2 separate regions of the Homo sapiens genome follow, and region 2 is linked to region 1. Evidence: read pairs that join two places in POLR2A ChIA-PET (ENCODE). Cell type or tissue: GM12878. All regions are shown on one strand. Each heading gives the region's core, and the rest is flanking DNA. Links, peaks and the distances in the headings are about the cores only. Region 1 overlaps MARK2 (microtubule affinity regulating kinase 2). Region 2 overlaps LOC124902686 (a long non-coding RNA gene).

Region 1 (4,391 bases), core at 309-4,308:
TCGTGCCACTGCACTCCAGCCTGCGTGACAGAGCAGGACTCCTTCTCGGGGAAAAAAAAAAAAAAGAAATAAACAGGTTAAAAAGAGTCAAGTACAAAAGGAAAAGAAACAAAAAGAAACAAAGTATGTCAGGTCTCAAGCCACCCAGGGAATAGACTATTGAGTGTCTGGCCTTAGTGACTGCAGCCTACCAGCTCTCAGCTATTGTAGGCACCAAGGTTCTTCAAGGATAGAAGCTGTGTAAGCGTTGCAGTTTTCAAATTTGGAACTGACCAATAGCCAACATATAAGTTAAAAAAAAAACAAAAAAACACAAACCTACCTCATAATAAAACACAAACCTCATAATAAAATCCAAGTAAGCCAAATGATCTTTTTAATGGAATAAAAAAACATAAAGTAATGCTATGTATTCAAAGGAGGAAATGAGCCAACTTTGGCCAAGGTCCATCAGGTCACTGAGAACCAGCTTCCTCAGCTAGAACAACTGAAAACCAAGACAGCAAGTGCCTTCCTGAGGCCCAGCCAGGGCCCCAGAAATTGCAAAACAGAGGCTCATTATGAGGTCATAGCAAGTAATCAACCAATCGAGGACAGGGATTATCAGTCCTATCTCTGTTTACAAAAGAGTTCTCACACTGTCTGGAATCCCTTTACTCTTACTGATGACGTCAAATGGCTTTCTTCATGTGGGTGATAGCTACTGATATTTATTGTATTAAAATTAAAACTGGCCAGGCACAGTGGCTCAGGCCTGTAATCCCAGCACTTTAGGAGGCAGAGGCAGGTGGATCACGAGGTCAGGAGTTCGAGACCAGCCTGAACAACATGGTGAAAACCCTATCTCTACTAAAAGTACAAAAATTAGCCGGGTGTGGTGGCGCATGCCTGTAATCCCAGCTACTCAAGAGGCTGAGGCAGGAGAATCACTTGAACCTGGGAGGTTGCAGGGAGTGGAGATCGTGCCATTGCACTCCAGCCTGGGTGATAGAGTGAGACACTGTCTCAAAAAAAAAAATTACAACTGAGAAAATGTTACACTATTAACTCATGTAAAATTATATTACAGGGCCAGGCACAGTGGCTCATGCCCGTAATCCTAGCACTTTGGGAGGCCGAGGCAGGCAGATCAATTGAAGCCAGGAGCCTAGCCAACATGGCAAAACCCTGTCTCTACTAAAAATACAAAAATGAGCCAAGTGTGGTGCTGTGCACCTGTAATCCCAGCTAGTTGGGAGGCTGAGGCACAAGAATCGCTTGATCCCAGGAGGCAGAGGTTGTAGTGAGCTGAGATGGTGCCACTGCACTCCACCCTGGGTGACAAAGCAAAACTCCATCTCAAAAAACAAAACAAAACAATAATAACGATGATAATATAGCCAGGCACAATGGCTCATGTCTATAATCCCAGCACTCTGGGAGGCTGAGATGAGAGGATTGCTTGAGCCTGGGAGGTTGAGACTGCAATGAGCCGAGATCATGCCATTCCACTCTAACCCGGGTGACAGAATGAGAACTTGTCTCAAAAAATAAAAAAATAAAAAAAAAATGTATCAACCAAAGTCATGGAGAACCAAACCAAGTTTTGTCTACAACCATGATTCTTACAGTTTTTGGTTTCAGGACTCTTTGCATTTTGAAAAATAACTGAACACCCAGAAGCTTTTGTTTATATGAATTTTATCTATCAGTATTTACTATATTAGAAATTCAAGTGAGGAAAAATTTAAATATGTATCAATTCATTTAACAGAACATGAGTAAACTCATTACATGTAAACATAAATGACTTATTTTTAATAAAAAACTTATTTTCCAAACCACAACTAAATATATACCAAAGGAAGTCTACCTGATGAACTAATCTTATAATGCAATCAAAACAAAACAGCTGACCAAAAAACAGGCTGGGGCGGTGGCTCATGCCTGTAATCCCAGCACTTTGGGAGGCCAAGGCAGGCAGATCACCTGAGGTAAGGAGTTCGAGACCAGCCTGACCAACATGGAGACCAGCCTGACCAACATGGAGAAACCCCGTCTCTACTAAAATGCAAAAATCACTTGGTGGCAAGTGCCTATAATCCCAGCTACTGGGAAGGCAGAGGCAGGAGAACTGCTTGAACCTGGGAGGTGGAAGTTGCAGTGAGCCAACATCGTGCCACCACACTCCACCCTGGGTGATAAAGTGAGGCTGTCTCAAAAAACAACAAATACTAACAAATTAAAGAAAGAAAACGAACAAAAAGGAAATGAGTATAAAAACTGAAAAATTTAGGCCGGGCGTGGTGGCTCATGCCTGCAATCCCAGCACTTTGGGAGGCCGAGGCGGGCGGATCATGAGGTCAGGAGATCGAGACCATCCTGGCTAACACGGTGAAACCCCATCTCTAATAAAAATACAAAAAATTAGCCGGGCATGGTGGGGGGCGCCTGTAGTCCCTCCCAGCTACTCGGGAGGCTGAGGCAGGAGAATGGCGTGAACCCGGGAGGCAGAGCTTGCAGTGAGCCGAGATGGCGCCACTGCACTCCAGCCTGGGCGAGAGAGTGAGAGAGCGAGAGAGCGAGAGAGACTTTGTCTCAAAAAAAAAAAAAAAAAAAAAAAAAAAAAAAAAAAAACATGAAAAATTTAAAAATGGAAAAAAATGAGAAAAATAAAAAACAAGACAGGTTGCAGTGGCTCATACCTGTAATCCTAGCTCTTTGGGAGGCCGAGGTTGGCGGATCACTTAGGCCAGGAGTTCGAGACCAGCCTGGCCAACATGGCGAAACACTGTCTCTACTAAATATACAAAAATTAGCCGGGTGTGGTAGCGCACACCTGTAATCTCAGCTACTTGGGAGGCGGAGGTGGGAGGATCAACTGAGCCTGGAGAGGTCAAGGCTGCAATGAGCTGAGATCACGCCACTGCACTCCAGCCTGGGCAACAGAGTAAGACTCTGTTTCAAAATAAATAAACCAACAATAAAGAAATTAAAAGGGAAAATGAGAAAAAAATTTAAGAAATAAAGAAAAAAGGGGAGAAAAAGAATAAACAAGCCATATATTTAAAAAAAAAAAAAAAACAAAAAAAAAAAACCCACAGGGCCAGTGGTGTATGTATCAGAAGGAGGAAATCAGTTATCTTTGGTCAAAGTCCCTCACATCACAGAGAACTAGCTTCTGGAACCAGAAGGACTGCAAACCAAAGTACTGAATGCCTCTTTGAGGCCCAGGCAGGGATTATACTGGGGCTGGGAACCAGCAAAACAAGAGCTCCTTATGAAGTCAAAGCAAGTAACCAACCAACCGATCAAGACAAGGGCCCCATGTTTTGTCTGCTACCGTGGTTTTCTCACCTTTGGTCTCAAGAACTCTTTATATGCTTAAAAAATTATTGAGGACTACACAGCTATCTTATTAGAAATTGAAACTAATTTTAAAAAATATTTATTAATCCATTCAAGATCATAAATCCACATGTTTATGCTAATAATCTTTTTAAAATAAAAAACCTGTATTTTCCAAAACAAAATGAAATTTCACCACAAGAGTAGCAGTGCTTTACATTCTTGCACATCTCTTTAATGTCTGGCTTAATGAAAGACAGCTGACTTCTCTCTGCTTCCACATTCAATGTGTTTTCATAAGTTGTTTTGGTTGAAACATATGAAGAAAATCTCACTTCACAGAGACATGTAGTTGAAAAATAGAGTTCAACAGCCTTTCAGATACTGAGGATTTTCTTCTTTGATACTACACCAAAATTCAACAAGTGGTAGTTTTTAAAGGCTAGTTGCAATGTGGAACCTGAAATTTTATCAAGGAACATTTCATATACTTTTACATTAGTCATCCTGCACTGTTTTTTTTTTTTTTTGTTTTTGAAATAAGGTCTCACTCTGTTGCCCAGGCTGGGGTACAGTGGCACAATCACAACTTACTACAGCCTTGACCTTGGGCTCAAGAGATCTTCTCGCCTCAGCCTCCTGAGTGGTTAGGACTGCAGGTGCATATCACCATGCTTAGCTAATTTTTTAAACATTTTAGCAGAGATGATGAGGTCTTGCCATGTTGCAGAGGCTGGTCTTGAACTTCTGACCTCAAGCGATCCTCCCTCCTCAGCTTCCCAAAGTGCTGACATTACAGGCGTGAGCCACCATGCCTGGCCTCGTCCTGCACTTTGAATGGCTCTTTTACCCACTAGCAATCTGGAAAATATTTCTTCACTGAATTGTGCAGAATTTCCAAACACTGACGTTTCACACAATGTCAAAAAATCACATTCATTAATTTTACTACCAATCTCGGAAAAGTTTTAGCAGACACAAGTTTTCCAAAATTCTAATTTTCACTTGAAAACTTGAATTTTATCACTGGCAACAATGACAGGCTCACTTTGTTCATTTTCATA
Region 2 (4,391 bases), core at 224-4,223, 320 kb before region 1:
CCTGGCTACGGAATAAGAACTACATGGAGTTATTAAATCAAAATCGGTGCACAAATGATAATTCTTAAGAGTGAGTGCTACAGAGAACACAAAAGGCAAGGCACAGAGAGATGACCTGGGAGGCAGGGAAGGAAAGCATTCCCAGAGGTGAGTGGTTAGTGAAGGCTTGTCAGAGATGGGACGAGGAGAAGCCTAGGGGGCACAGAAGATGCAAAGGTGCTGAGGCCAGGGCAAATTCAGAATTTTTTTTTTTTTTGAGATGGAGTCTCGCTCTGTCTCCCAGGCTGGAGTTCAGTGGTGCAATCTCGGCTCACTGCAACCTCCACCTCCTGGGTCCAAGCAATTATCTGCCTCAGCCTCCAGAGTAGCTGGGATTACAGGCATCCACCACCACGCCCGGCTAATTTTTGTGTTTTCAGTAGAGACAGGATTTCACCATCTTGGCCAGGCTGGTCTTGAACTCCTGGCCTCATGATCCACATGCCTCAGCCTCCCAAAGTGCTGGGATTACAGGCGTGAGCCACCGCGCCCAACCCAGAATTCTCTTTTTTTGGGGGGGGGTGGGGGACAGAGTCTCACTCTGTCATCCAGGCTGGAGTGCAGTAGCGCGATCTTAGCTCACTGCAACCTCTGCCTCCCAGGTTCAAGCGATTCTGCCTCAGCCTCCCGAGTAACTGGGATTATAGATGCCCGCCACTACGCCTGGCTAATTTTTTTTTTTTTTTTGTATTTTTAGTAGAGATGGGGTTTTACCATGTTGGCCAGGCTGGTCTCAAACTCATTACCTCCAGTGATCCACCTGCCCTGGCCTGCCAAAGTGTTGGGATTACACAGGCGTGAGCCACCATGCCTGGCCCTGGCCCAGAATTTTCAAGAAATCTAAGGAAGGCTTTTTTGTGCTCTAAGTGTCCTTGTCTGTAAGGTAGGGGGGATAAAGTGCCCTTGACTTCCCAAGGTTACTATGCAGATTGAACAATATAATCCTCCCGGGTTGGCCTTGAGTCTTGTCAGACCTGAAGCTTATGACAATTTGAGAGCTCGCTTTGAGAAAAGAAACACAAAAAATGAGGTGTGTGGCTTTAGAAGGAGCACAAATGGGGTCCCCGATGTTTAAGCTGCTTTAGTGTTACAGTAAAGCCACCTCTGAATACCCAGAAGTGTTAGCTCTTACAACTTCCACCAACTCAGTCTTCTCCAAGCCTCTTGGTGGACTCAGAGGAGGACAGGGAGGCAGCCACTCTGGCCGGCCAGGGCCCTCCTCCCAGGTCCCTGGAACACAGGCGCACCAACCACAGCTGCGTCCTGGCCTGGGCATCACGTGACGTCCCAGAGTGATTCACGCTGCTATTTCAGTGCTGCTGCAGTCAAGGGTAGGGAGAGGCATGGCGAGGCTGTATCTGGAGTCAGCTTGGAGGCCGTAGTTCCTGCAGCAGTGGCACTGAAGGTACAGCGAGGGTGACTGAGTCTCAGCAGAGCAAATTCCCAACTTTAAAGTTTTCTCAATATCAGAAAAACTAGGAGAGCTGGATCTCAGTGTAAGTGGGGAGTAGGGGTTAGGGAAGGGCTGCAGCTCAGAATTGGGGCTCTGTAGACCTGGAATTTTTGTTTGAAACTCCTAAGAAATCTCTTAATTTCTTACTTAACTGAGTGATCCTAACTTGTAGCTCTTCTGCAAAGATAGAACTGGCATCCTTATTAGTGGGGAAAATAAAGTACTGTAGAGTTCTGTCCAATTCCGAGGACTTGTATAGAGCCAGGCACTGTGCCAGATGCTTCAAGGAATAAAATGATAATTATTATCTAATAATTATTAATCAGAGAACCCTGGAGCCCAGTCCTGGGCCTTGCTATCCACACCCCCCTCCCTGGGAGATCCAGCCAGTCTTGTGGCTATAAATGCCATCTCAGATGACTCCCATAAACCTGTCCTCTGCACAGATCTCACCCCCCAGTCCCAGACTTATCTATCCAGCTGCCATCTGGACATCTTCGTGTGGATGGCTGACAGACTTCCCGGGGTGCTCAAATCATAATTCCCAATATCCCTCTCAACCCCGCCTGCCCTTGACTTCCTCTTGCCAATGGCATCATTATTCTTTCAGCGGCTCAGGCTGAAAACTGTGGAAGCATTCTCGACTCATCCTCTTTCACAGCCCGCATCCAGTCCATCAGCTAATTCCGTCAGCTGGACGCAGACCCCCGGGACCCCCTCAGGGTGTAGGGGGAAGGAGTGTTGCTCCTTGGACTGGTAGATGCCCAGAGTCAGAGGTGACAATGTGCTTAGACACCCTGCAAGGGGCCCCCCCAGCCTAGGCACGCAGGCCATATATAGCCTCTGTAAGATGTGGGGTTGGGTTAGGGGGCGGGAGGAGAGACTCTGTATTTCAGGGGACCACTGAGGTGAGGCCAGCTCAGCAGCAGCCATGGCACACAGTGGATCAGAGCCCTTCCCAAGGGTTAAGGACCATGTGAACTGGGAACAGGATGAGTTCCTCACAGCTGAGTAGGATAGAGGCTTACGTCAGAACAAGGTGATCCCAAGGCAATGGTTTTTTTTCTTTCTTTCTTTTTTTTTTTTTTTTTTTGAGACAGAGTCTCTTTCTGTCACCCGGTCTGGAGTGAAGTGGCGCAGTCTCAGCTCTCTGCAACCTCTGCCTCCCAGGTTCAAGCAATTCTTCTGCCTCAGCCTCCCAAGTAGCTGGGATTACAGGTATGTGCCACCATGCCTGGCTAATTTTTGTATTTTTAGTAGAGATGCGTTATTTCCATGTTGGCCAGGCTGGTCTCGAACTACTGACCTCAGGTGATCCACTCGCCTCGGCCTCCCAAAGTGCTGAGATTATAGGCATGAGCCACTGCGCCCGGCCGAGGCAATGGTTTTCAGCTAGGGTGTCCCCAGCTGTCATTTGGCAATGTCTGGAGACATTTGGGTTGTCATAACTGAGTGTGTGTGTGTGTTTGTGTGCACATGCTGTAGTGGCCAAGGATGCTGCTAAACACCCTACAAGGCACAGAATAGCCATCACAATTATTTGGCTCCAAATGTCAATAGAGCTGAGGGAGAGAAATATTAATATAAACACAGCAGTTCCTGCACACCGAGGTTGAGGCTCAAGGGTGAAACCTGCCTGCTACATGGCAAGCAGATTGCAACTGACCACAGCACATAATATGACACCCAATGGCAAGAGAACGATGTCAAGGGTCACTGAGAGAGATGAAAGATGGTGCATATTCATTGACACCCCTCTCATTGCAAAGTGGGAGGTCTGTGTCCCCTCCCCTTGAATTCCATGGAGTTGGGACTACTCTGACCAATAGAATACAACAGAAATAACATCTTGCAGTTTCCAAGCCTTATAAAACTGGCAGCTTCCACTTCTTGTTTCTTGGGACACACTGCCTTGGAGCCTGTGCTGCCACTGAAGAAGTCTGAGTGCCCTGAGGCCACCATGGTGTGGGGAAGCCCACGCTAGCCTTGTGGCAAGCCAACTGTTCCGCAACATAGTGCGGGCTCCAGGTAACATGAAGGAAGCTGTCTTGGGCCCTCTAGCCCAGCCCAGTCTCCAGCGAATCCCACTGAGTGACCCTAGTCAAGCCCACATGGAGCAGAAGAATCACCTAGCTGAGCCCTGACCCACAAAATCTTGAGAAGGAATTAAATTGCTATTGTTCCCAGCCAGAAAAGCAAGGTAGCTTAAGGTAGTTTGTTCCACAGCAGTAGGTAACTAGAACAGTCATGTCCAAGGATTTGTTCCTGCACTTTCCCCTTCGCCACGTATGGCAGAAATTCTCAGGAATTCTCATGAGCCAGTGTCATGCTAGTGCTTGTTGCATCTGCTCCTCTCCAGCCGCCCCAGCCCACTGATCCAAGCACTCTGTGAAATGACTTTTGTGTGTCGACTTCTTCCCACGAGGAAGACGTTTCTTTCATTGCCATGTGCTGGACCCCAGTGCAGAGCCCGGGGCATTGTCAGTGCTTAGTGTTTGTTGAATGAGCCAATGGAACTGGTCACCCTCCGCTGCCCTGGGGGTCCCTCAGCCTTTCCCAGAAGGTCCCTTGGACCTTCCCTCTGGGCTTCCTCACTCCCTTTTCTGCTTATTCTTTTCTGAGCCGAATTGTTGTAGCCCCTCAGATCCAAATGGCCCAACCCCACTGTCTCCTTCCCAGCACCTCTGTTGAGAAATACCAAGTGGTAGAGAGTGTGCCTGTGTGGACGTGGGTGGGATACGTGCCTCTTCTACACCGCCCGTAGGAAGGTACGCTTAGCAATAGCTATTGAAAACACAAAAGTGATTCTGCTCTTAGGAATGTCTCCCGCAGGGACCCTACCCTGGTGGCACAGGACGTCTCACACAGCACTGTCTGGGACAGCAAAAGGGATGGAAAC

Evidence for each region. ChIA-PET counts read pairs that join two places held together with the same protein. Peaks named below come from ENCODE experiments on the same cell type or tissue, not always from the same donor. Only the 100,000 strongest peaks of a DNase experiment are listed, where the experiment ranks them.
Region 2: POLR2A ChIA-PET joins it to region 1 with 9 read pairs; 8 of 35 experiments call an interaction of 5 or more read pairs at or near these places.

Annotation. Positions count from the first base shown.
Region 1 is chr11:63,854,994-63,859,384 of GRCh38, reverse strand. The region is part of intron 1 of MARK2 (microtubule affinity regulating kinase 2); the gene reads right to left. Among named protein-coding and RNA genes, the nearest start is that of MARK2, 18 kb to the right of the region's middle. In GM12878, for the core only: no CTCF peak of the experiment used is centred there; no DNase peak of the experiment used is centred there.
Region 2 is chr11:64,178,649-64,183,039 of GRCh38, reverse strand. LOC124902686 (a long non-coding RNA gene) reads left to right here. Exons shown (of 2, transcript XR_007062712.1): 1 at 1-147. Among named protein-coding and RNA genes, the nearest start is that of STIP1, 5.3 kb to the left of the region's middle. RefSeq lists enhancers at 760-1,259, 1,386-1,435, 1,260-1,761. In GM12878, for the core only: no CTCF peak of the experiment used is centred there; no DNase peak of the experiment used is centred there; H3K4me3 peaks cover 846 bases; H3K27ac peaks cover 544 bases.